Linked DNA regions of Homo sapiens: region 2 is linked to region 1. The links are chromatin loops, found by intact Hi-C in ENCODE. Cell type or tissue: heart right ventricle. All regions are shown on one strand. Each heading gives the region's core, and the rest is flanking DNA. Links, peaks and the distances in the headings are about the cores only.

What was found. Hi-C counts contacts between places; a loop is a spot of excess contacts. Peaks named below come from ENCODE experiments on the same cell type or tissue, not always from the same donor. Only the 100,000 strongest peaks of a DNase experiment are listed, where the experiment ranks them.
Region 2: a loop joins it to region 1, with 17 times the contacts of the local background. A loop is called at or near these places in 99 of 110 quality-filtered maps.

The regions. Positions count from the first base shown.
Region 1 is chr2:47,332,303-47,337,677 of GRCh38, forward strand. It overlaps EPCAM-DT (EPCAM divergent transcript), which reads right to left. Exons shown (of 5, transcript NR_110208.1): 2 at 632-724; 3 at 1-106. It overlaps BCYRN1 (brain cytoplasmic RNA 1), which reads left to right and starts at 3,013. Exons shown (of 1, transcript NR_001568.1): 1 at 3,013-3,212. RefSeq lists a silencer at 2,444-2,493 and enhancers at 4,371-4,460, 4,648-4,942. In heart right ventricle, for the core only: a CTCF peak has its summit at 2,930 (motif pointing right); DNase peaks (open chromatin) are centred at 2,625 and 3,004; H3K27ac peaks cover 2,076 bases.
Region 2 is chr2:47,385,284-47,390,658 of GRCh38, forward strand. It overlaps EPCAM (epithelial cell adhesion molecule), which reads left to right. Exons shown (of 9, transcript NM_002354.3): 9 at 1,289-1,737. The coding sequence ends at 1,330. Among named protein-coding and RNA genes, the nearest start is that of MIR559, 10 kb to the left of the region's middle. In heart right ventricle, for the core only: a CTCF peak has its summit at 3,192 (motif pointing left); a DNase peak (open chromatin) is centred at 3,146.

The DNA of each region.
Region 1 (5,375 bases), core at 198-5,197:
GAGGGTGAGGAGTAGGAGGTGGGCTGCCCGTGACTGCATATCCATGCACAGTTCACCAGCTCCAGGAGTCTTCCTCTGGCTAGACCACCAGACTGACATGCCATATCTGCCCAGGGGCAAGGATGAGGTGAGGCCGTCAATCTTCCCTTCCCACAGGCCTGCTGCCCCAACCCATGGCTGCTGGGAGACCTCCAGGGGATTAAATCTCCATTCCAAAGCAGTCTCAGCACCTGGCTAGGGGATGGCTGAGAGGCCAGTCCTGCTGCTGCTCATCAAAGGCACCATGGCGCTGCCAGCCCAGGGCAAGGATGGCTGCCACCCTGCCTCTCCCCAAAATGCCATAGGGCACACCAGCTCAACCCCAATTCTCCCTGTGCCCACAGCTAGGCCCTTACAGCAGGCAGAGGTCAGCAAGGAAGGGGAAGTCAGGTGGGGCCTGGGGAACCAGGAAGCGGGGAACAGGCAGCTGAGAATTGTTCCAGGGAAGCAGGGAGAGGCAGACCACGCATGGGCCAAGACTCCAAGCCCTCAGTGCATGCTGCATTGTCCCATTGGACTTCACTTGCAAAGTGTAAATGCAACGAAAAAATTATTAAGAATTTCAAGACAAGGTGGGTGCAGTGGCACTTACCTGTAGTCCCAGCTACTCAGGAGGCTGAGGCGGGGGAATCACTTGAGCCCAGGAATTTGAGTCCAGCCTGGGAAGCATAGCGAGACCTCCCACCTCAAAAAAACAGAAAAGAATTCTAAGACAGTGTCATAGAACATTAGCCCCCCAGTGCAGGACCCTTTTGAACAGAGCTCTTCTGAGCACGAGGCCCTGTCTATGCCTGATGCACACCCACGAAACCGACCTTGGCTCCAGCTTTCAATGCGAACTTCTTACAGTTTAGGTCCTCTGCGAAGTCACTTGCTTCCAGTAGCTCCTATCAGAGCTGAGCTGAGGCCTTAGACTGGGGTTAAAAGAGAGGTGAAGTTTCCCGCTGCAGCACTAAACACATCACTGAAGGCCTACGGAGTAATCCTTGAGCATCCCCTGACTCAGAGCACTGCCACCGCATCAGCTTCTTCCAGATGCCAAGAAGCACCTCTGGGTCTTGGGGTTCCGGCTTGTTTGTGTCACAAGTAATAACTTGTATTTTATTTGCTTTTAAAAACTGGATATGCTCCCACTTCTCAGCCTCTACAATGAGACCTGTGTTTCGTGTTTTTCAGTGTGCCTTTGAGAAAGGCCCATAAACCTATAAACACCCTTTTTCTCCCCAAGGTGAGGTTTGACCCTAGTACTTACTACCACTGTTTACTGGAGAGTCATGTTGAGAACATCTCCTTTAGGCTCTATTTCTCATCCTAAGGGATATATCCAGCCTTCATTATGGAAGGTTTTGAAGGCCTCAAATAAAATCAAAGTAGAATTTGAATAAAACATCTTGGCTGGGCACGGTGGCTCGCATCTGTAATCCCAGCACTTTGGGAGGCTGAGGTGGGCGGGTCACAAGGTCAGGAGATCAAGAACATCCTGGCTAACACGGTGAAACCCCCATCTCTGCTAAAAATACAAAAATCAGCTGGGCGTGGTGGCGCGTGCCTGTAGTCCCAGCTACTCGGGAGGCTGAGGCAGGAGAATCGCTTGAACCAGGGAGTCGGAGGTTGCAGTGAACCGAGATCACACCACTGCACTCCAGCCTGGCGACAGAGAGACTCTGTCTCAAATAAATAAATAAAACATCTTAAAGAAATAGAAAATACTAGTAGAGTATTCACTCTGATTTCAGAATCAATTTGTGGAAATTCAGTTTCACAAGAATGAAAAAAGCCCCCTAAGCAAGGTAGCTTTTTTTTTTTTTTTTAAAGATGGGGTCTCACTATGTTTTCCAGACTGATCTCAAACTCCTGGGCTCAAGCAATCCTCCTCCCTCAGCCTCCTGAGTGGCTGGGACTACAGGTACACATCACCACCACCCTGCTAGGATATGGTAGCTTTTTAACCAAAACACACCACCATGCAATGGAGAGCATGTAACTTGTTATTTGGTCATACAAATACATCAGAATAAATTCCACCTCTCTTGTGGAGCCCTTTTTCCTACATCTGCACAGAAACTGGCACTAGCAGGACTGCAACCGAGGCAGACTCGAGAATTAGCAGACTCTGGCTCAGGCAGGACAATAGAGCAGCGGGAAATTTCTTTCAAGGGCTTTTGTTGCTGTTGTTGAGATGGAATCTTGCTGTGTCACCCAGGCTGGAGTGCAGTGGTGCTGTCTCGGCTCACTGCAATCTCCGCCTCCCAGGTTTAAACGATTCTCCTGCCTCAGCCTCTCAAGTAGCTGCGATTACAGGCATGTGCCACCATGCCCAGCTAATTTTTGCATTTTTGGTAGAGATGGGGTTTCACTATGTTGCTCAGGGAGGTCTCGAAACTCCTGACCTCAGGTGATCCGCCCACCTCGGCCTCCCAAAGTGTTGAGATTACAGGCATGAGCCACTGCGCCCGGCTTGAGACCTTGAGGGGCTTTTTAACCAAGAGATGGTGTAGGGACAGAAGCCAGCAAGAAGAACATGGTGGACTCTCTGTGAGGCCCCAAACCCCAAATCATGAGCCTCCGCCCCCTGAAAGTATTCCAGGATCTCTGAGGGAGGTTTTGGGAGGGGGCCAAGGTCCTGCAATTGGGTGGGTGGGGCTCCAAGCCATTGTTCTTTGCACATTCATGCCAATGTGACCTAATTGGCTAAGCACAGGCTGGAGAAGCTAGATAAACCTATTTAAATTCAGAGCCAAAAGACACTCAAGGATGTTTTCTGAGGGGGTGTGAGGGTTGGAAAATCATCCTATATTTGATTTATCTCCCACCTCATGTCCTGAGTCAATTCCTTAGTCTTAGATGAGGGAGACGACTTGGGAGTCATCCTTGTTTTTGATGAGCTATATAACCCTATGGCCAGCAGAGGGAAGTACTGCATTTCAGAGCGACAATTTGAGATCTATGAAAGAATTTCAATCGAGAATAAGAGGCCGGGCGCGGTGGCTCACGCCTGTAATCCCAGCTCTCAGGGAGGCTAAGAGGCGGGAGGATAGCTTGAGCCCAGGAGTTCGAGACCTGCCTGGGCAATATAGCGAGACCCCGTTCTCCAGAAAAAGGAAAAAAAAAAACAAAAGACAAAAAAAAAATAAGCGTAACTTCCCTCAAAGCAACAACCCCCCCCCCCCTTTTCATATTCTTGCCTGGAAGAAAGGCCTTGCTTTCCTCAGCTTCTTAAAGCTGGGAGAAGTTAAAGCCATTCTGAAATGCTGCTGCTACTGCTATATGTGGGGGAGAAAGCAAATTTTCTTTTTACTTTTTTAATCAGTATTTATTTTAAGTTCGAGGGTACATGTGCAGGATGTGCAGGTTTGTTACATAGGTAAACGTGTGCCATGGTGGTTTGCTGCACAGGTCAACCCATCACCTAGGTATTAAACCCAGCATCCATTAGCTATTCTTCCTGATGCTGTCCCTCCTCCCACCCCACCAACAGGACCCCAAATTTTCTTTCTTTTTTTTTTTTTTTTTTTTTTGAGATGGAGTCTAGCTCTGTCACCCAGTCTGGAATGTAATAGCTCAATCTCGGCTCACTGTAACCTCCATCTCCCAGGTTCAAGTGATTCTCCTGCCTCAGCCTTCCAAGTAACTGGGATTACAGGCATGCACTACCATGCCTGGCTAATTTTTGTATTTTTAGTAGAGACGGGGTTTCACCATGTTGGCCAGGCTGGTCTCAAACTCCTGACCTCAAATGATCCGCCTGCCTCAGCCTCCCAAAGTACTGGGATTACAGCTGTGAGCCACCGTGCCCAGCCTCCAAATTTTCTTATTTCCATGGCCTTGAGCAAAATTATACCATCCTAGACAAACACACACACACACACACACACACACCATTCTCCCCCTCTTGCTGTCTTTCTCAGATATGAGTCTCTCCTCCAATGGCCATTTTAAGCTTGCTCTTTTGCTCTGTAATACAAGGCCTGTTCCCTGTTAAAAGGAATGTCAGGCATCTGTGAGCAGGTAGGGAAAACATTGCAGGAGGCAAGTAAACTTCTCAGCATACCTGCCATCATTCATACCTTGAAGGCAGGTCAAGCCTGTAGCGTCTGAGTCTTCCATCCCTGAAGCACCAGCAGCTCTGACTAGAGGTCCTGTCTCCCAGCTGTGGCCCCAGCTCTCCCTGATGGTGACAGTTGCGACTTCCAAACTTGCTCCTCCCCATATCTGTAACTGAGCCCAGCGTACATTTGCCTCATGGGTGCCATTGGACTTCCTTTGTGAGCCATGTTTTCTTTCACCTTGTCCCAATCCACAGTTAACCAAATCTTGGCCCAAATTATGTGCTGGCTGGTGTTGGGCAGCTGTGAGACCCCTCCTTGCCCCATCTCTGTCTTCTAGGCTCTTCTGAGAACCAGTGTCCTTTGAGATCTCAGATGGGATTTAGAGGAGGGTTTCCACCCAGACCACTTTCCACAAATTTCACTTCTGCATTTCATCTGGTAGGGTGTGGTTTTCAACTAGAAGCCCAAATGAGGAAGAAAAAAATTCATTCACCATTCAGGACAGGGTGTTCACATTTGAACCAGGCAGAAATAGCTGAAAGAAACTGAATTCTAAAGGGACTCTCAGCTTTTGGGGGAGACATATTTGAGTGCAGGAGGCTAGACCACCCACTGGCTGGCTCTTTGCTCCTCACTGAGGCCAGCCTTGACTCTAAACAGATAACACAGGGCCAAAACACACCCAGCCAGCTTTGATAAGCAACCGTCTCTGCCAAACAGTTTCTTTCACAGGGCCCAGATGATCTCATCACAGAGGCTGCATTCTCTGGTATCTGTTCCAAGCACAGACTCACTTCTCATTACCTTTGCAAATAATAGTCAATCTATCCTGAGAAGCTCCTTTATATCCCATACTGGGCTAAGGTCTGAAGAGGGTACAGTTAAAGAACCCATGATCTCAGACTGGGCATGGCAGCTCATGCCTATAATCCCAGCACTTTTGGGAGGCCAAGGCAGGAGGACCGCTTTAGCCCAGGAGTCCAAGACCAGCCTGGGCAACATAGTGAGAACTCTTGAGACCTTGTCTCTACAAAAAATAAACAAAATTAGCCATGCATGGTGGCTTGCACCTGCCTGTAGGAAGCTGAAGCAGGTGAGCCTGGGACGCAAAGGTTGCAGTGAGCCAAAATCGCACCACTGCACTCCAGCCTGCGCGACAGAGACTGTCTCACAAAAAAGAAAAGAAAAGAAAAAAAAAAAAGGACCCATGATTCCTCATGAAGCTTGCCTCTGGATCTAATTCATGGTTCTCTATTTCCACAAGCTTTGTGGAGCAAGGGGCTCATG
Region 2 (5,375 bases), core at 224-5,223, 53 kb after region 1:
ACTGATGCATTTCAGTTATACTGGAGTCCCTTTATACTGTTGTCTTTAGGGTCTTAGGGACAGTCTTAGAATGTACTCTTACCTAAATATTCTTGCGTGAGTTCCATGGCAGATCACCATCTGTTTTCTGCCTCATAGAAGAGTGGAATGGGAAGCCTATGGTTTTTATTCTACAAAGAGTCAACATCTAACAGAATCTTCTGAAGGCATACTCCAGTGGATTCACCTTGGAGAAACTCATTGTGACTGATGATCTGATTTATTATCTCTATGCCAGTGAAATAATCATTTAATATGAACTTAATTTGTCATAATCTATTGTGTACTAACTAGTCTATACTAGTGTGACATCAAAGTGTCAGATTGTTAGTGTGTTTCAGTCCCTTGGAATTGAATATGAACACTTATCCTTGAACCCTATCAATAACATTTTTCACATATCTCAATTTTTGTGTGTCTTTGTAGTTGTATGTGGGCCACTTACTAATATTTTAGCAAGTAATAAAAATAGAAACGTAAAGGAATATTGGAAAAAGTCTAATGGAACCAGAAAGTTCTAGCATTTTTTTCCCATTCTGTAGTAGGTCATCTGGTTTATTTGGTTTGGTGACCGCAAGTCTAGAAGACTAACCCTGAATTGAATGGTAACAGACAGGCAGAATGACAATGTAGTGTTGCAGTGCAGAGCAGTACAGACCTGGGTTTGGCTGGGCAAAATTATATAACTTCTTTAAGCCTCCATGTTTCCTCATCTGTAAAATGAGGATAATAGATAGTATGGACCTGTTGCAAGGATTAAACATAATCAGTGTAAAGTGTTGGTCCCATGCTTGCCACATAAGAAAATATTTGTCAACAGAGTGGTAGTTGTCATTATCATTGTCTCAGTTTGCCTGTAACTAGTTGTGTGATCTGAGACAAACACTAATTTTGAACTTGAGTTTCCCCACATGTAAAATGAAAGATTGATAATAGAAAGTAAATCAATTTTTTCTAGCATTAAAAATAGTATGCATTTAATAAAAATCTTATTCTTAATGATCTAGCTTACCTCCAACTTGCCCTAGTCACTTTGGCGATCTTGTCTCTAAATAGAACCTTGAAAACACTTAAATGTGTGTTTCCTTGCAATATAACTTTTTCTTTTTTTATTTAAATAAGTCTTATAAATGTGGGAAAAAATTATCTTGTGTTCCTTTAATTTCATTTTTATTTAATACTATTTTCAGAATGAACAAAAGATTGAAAAATTATTTAGAATTTTTTTCTGTGCTTTTTCCTGTTTCAGATAAAGGAGATGGGTGAGATGCATAGGGAACTCAATGCATAACTATATAATTTGAAGATTATAGAAGAAGGGAAATAGCAAATGGACACAAATTACAAATGTGTGTGCGTGGGACGAAGACATCTTTGAAGGTCATGAGTTTGTTAGTTTAACATCATATATTTGTAATAGTGAAACCTGTACTCAAAATATAAGCAGCTTGAAACTGGCTTTACCAATCTTGAAATTTGACCACAAGTGTCTTATATATGCAGATCTAATGTAAAATCCAGAACTTGGACTCCATCGTTAAAATTATTTATGTGTAACATTCAAATGTGTGCATTAAATATGCTTCCACAGTAAAATCTGAAAAACTGATTTGTGATTGAAAGCTGCCTTTCTATTTACTTGAGTCTTGTACATACATACTTTTTTATGAGCTATGAAATAAAACATTTTAAACTGAATTTCTTAACTTTGACATTTCAAATTTCTTCTTCTTTTTCTTTTCTTTTTTTTTTTTTTTTGAGATGGAGTCCCACTCTGTTGCCAGGCTGGAGTGCAGTGGCACAATCTCGGCTCACTGCAACTTCTGCCTCCTAGGTTCAAGCGATTCTTCTGCCTCAGCCTCCCGAGTAGCTGACTACAGGCGCCCACCACCATTCCTGGCTAATTTTTGTATTTTTAGTAGAGACAAAGTTTCACCATATTGGCCACGCTAGTCTCGAACTCCTGACCTCACGATCCACCCACCTCTACCTCCCATAGTGCTGGGGTTACAGGCGTGAGCCACCGCGCCCGGCCTCTTTTTTTCTTTTTGTTTTGTTTTTTCTTTTTTTTTTTGAGACAGGATCTTGCTCTGTGGCCTAGGCTGGAGTGTAGTGGTGCGATCTCAGCTCACTGCAGGATTCAAGCGATTCTCCTGCCTCAGCCTACCAAGTAGCTAGGATTACAGGCTCCCACTACCATGCCCGGCTAATTTTTGTATTTTTAGTAGAGAAAAGGTTTCTTTTTCTTTTTTCTTTTCTTTTTTTCTTTTTTTTTTTTTGGGGGGGTGAGACAGAGCCTAACTCTGTTGCCCAGGCTGGAGTGCAGTGGCACAATCTCAGCTCACTGCAACTTCTGCCTCCTGGGTTCAAGCAATTCTCCTGCCTCAGCTTCCCAAGTAGCTGGGACTACAGATGTGCACCACCATGCCCGGATTATTTTTGTATTTGTAGTAGAGACAGAGTTTCGCCATGTTGGCCAGGCTGATCTCGAACTCCTGACCTCAAGTGATCCACCCACCTTGGTCTCCCAAAGTGCTGGGATTACATGTGTGAGCCACCATGCCTGGTCCTATTTACTCTTTGTTAAGTGGAAGTGGATCATCATAAAGGTCTTGATCCTCATAGTTTTCACTTTGAGTAGGCTGAGGAAGAGGAAGGGTTGGTCTTGCTGTCTCTGGGTCGCAGAGGCAGAAGAGGTGGAGGAGGTAGAAGGGAGGCAGGTGCACACTGGGTGTAACTTTTATTGAAAAAAAATGTGTTCAAATATACCCGCACAATTCAAACCCATGTTCAGGGTCAATTGTAGTTGTGACAGACCCAATGACCCACAGAGTCTAAAATGTTTATTGGAAATGTTTGCTGACCCCTGCTCTAGGATGCTGGGGGAAAGCTATTCCTAGGTAGGTGTCTCAGCAGACATGGAAAGCAGCCTATAATATTGCCCCAGCAGGTGGGGTATGGAACAGATGCTCAGGGAGGCTGCTGGCTGCTGTCCACTGCAGGCCCAGAAGCGTCCTGGAGAAGCCACCCCATGCTGCAAGAGCCAGATCATGGAGCAGCCCTGGATGCTGCAGGAGCCTGTCAAGCCAGGACACCAGAGCTAGGAAACAAAACCTTCCTTTTCAGTGCCTCTCTAGCACCCTCTGCTGACAGAGCTTCAGATCCATTTTCACAGAGAGGTGCAAAGGGTGAATTTGTTTTTTAGGTTTGTGTGTGTGGTTTTGTTTTTTTTTTTTTGAGACGGAGTTTTCACTCTTGTCTCCCAGGCTGGAGTGCAATGGCATGATCTCAGCTCACTGCAACCTCCACCTCCCAGGTTCAAGTGATTCTCCTGCCTCAGCCTCCCAAGTAGCTGAGATTATAGGCACCCACCACTATACTTGGCTAAAATTTTTTTTTGTATTTTTAGTAGAGACGGGGTTTCACCTTGTTGGCCCAGGCTGGTCTTGAACTCCTGACTTCAGGTGATTCACCTGGCCTGAATTTGAACTAAGAGGCAATAAGTTAATAACTGGCACACTCTTCAACCCATTGCCTTCTAGACGCTGTCCTGTCTCTTCTGAAGCTACTTTCGCTAAGGTCAACACTGACCTGCTAATTGCTAGTGATCCTCTTCCCCCGGTGTTGAATCATTTGCTTTCTCTGCAGCCTGTCACCAGGATGACTTCCCCATTCTCTACCCCACTGTGTTTTCTTTTTTTTCCTTTGGCTTCACTGGTATGAATCTCTCCTGATTTTTTCCCTCTTCTACTGATTGTGTAATACTGATGTTCCCAGGATTTGTCCTTAGTTCTATTTTTCCTCCCTTTTTCTTCCTGGAGGATTTCATCCACTTTCTTGCCTTTATTACCTTCTGTGAGGCTCAATGAGAACAGAAGCACCATCTCCATTTCTGTTCTTTTTTCCTGAGATCTATAGTAAAGTATGTATATTTCACATAACTAGTTTTTAATGATTTGATCATCTTCATCCACAAACATATTTTATGGCTTGTATTCTCAGAATCAATTGATGGCATTGCCATGAACCAAGTCCCAAATTCCTTCTCTTTTACTTCCTCCATTGTTTTAGTCACCAGAGCCTGTGATCCTCCCCGAGAAACAAATGCTCCTCTAATCTGCCTTCTCTTACACACTTTCCCTGGTCTCTTTATAAACAATCTACTCCCTCTCCAGCCCAAACCTCATATTGCTCCCAGGATTATTTGCCTAAAGTTGATCACAGCACTTTTTTACAACATAAGATGTACCCCTTTCCCCTGCCAGAGGGGCATATATAAAGCCTTTCAGTGTGGCCCTGTAGTGTGAACCTTTTCTCCTTTTGTCTGTCTGGCATCCCATTTCCTCTGCAATTTGGGAAGAATTGTCTGCATGTTTTGTAAGAGCCAGGTCTCTACCTCCCTCTTTAGAAGTTTAAGGGCAGAGATCCTCTCATGGCTCTCAGCATCCAGGGCACAGGCACCCCCACATAGTACTTGGAATCTTGTGATGGAAAGAAGTAAGAACAGTTGAGAAAACACCCATGGGCAGTGGTGGCATGTGACCAATGGCAGTTATAGGCATGTTGCAGTGGTGGCATCCCAGCCCTTGGTCATCTCTGCCCTACATGACCCTGTGGCCATCCAGCTGTGGTTGCTCTGCTTGGCCTCCCTTGGCTGCTGATTCCTCTCCCCTCCCATTGCCAATACCCTGCTCCAGAGCTTTATCACATGCCTGGATTAATTTAATTTCCGACTTTCCCAATACCAAATTCTCCCCACTCTCAATCCTTTCCCAACGTCATTCCCAGAATAACTAAAATCTAGTCACAGTCTACCTTATTTCTCACTGTACCTCCAATACATCAAATTTTCCTGCATTTAAGATTTCCCTTCCCATTCCTCCAATGTTCCTTCTTTCCTTGCTTCCTTCCTTCCTTCCTTCCTTCCTCCCTCCCTCCCTCCCTCCCTCCCTATCTTCCTTTCTTCCCTTCTTTTTTTCTTTTTTTCCCTGGACAGGTCTTGGTCTCTTGCCCAGTCTGGAGTGCAGTGGCACAAACACAGCTCACTGCAACCTCTACCTTCAGGGCTGAAGTGATCCTCCCGCCTCAGCCTTCTGAGTATATGTAGGATCACAGGTGTGCACCACCACGCCTGGCTAATTTTTTAAATTTTTTTTTTTTTTTTTTTGAGTCAGAGTCTTGCTCTGTAGCCCAGGCTGGAGTGCAGTGGTGCAATCTTGGCTCGCTGCAACCTCTGCCTTCTGGGTTCAAGCGATTCTTGAGCCTCAGCCTCCTGAGTAGCTGGGATTACAGGCGCCCTCCACCACACCCAGCTAATTTGTTGTATTTTTAGTAGA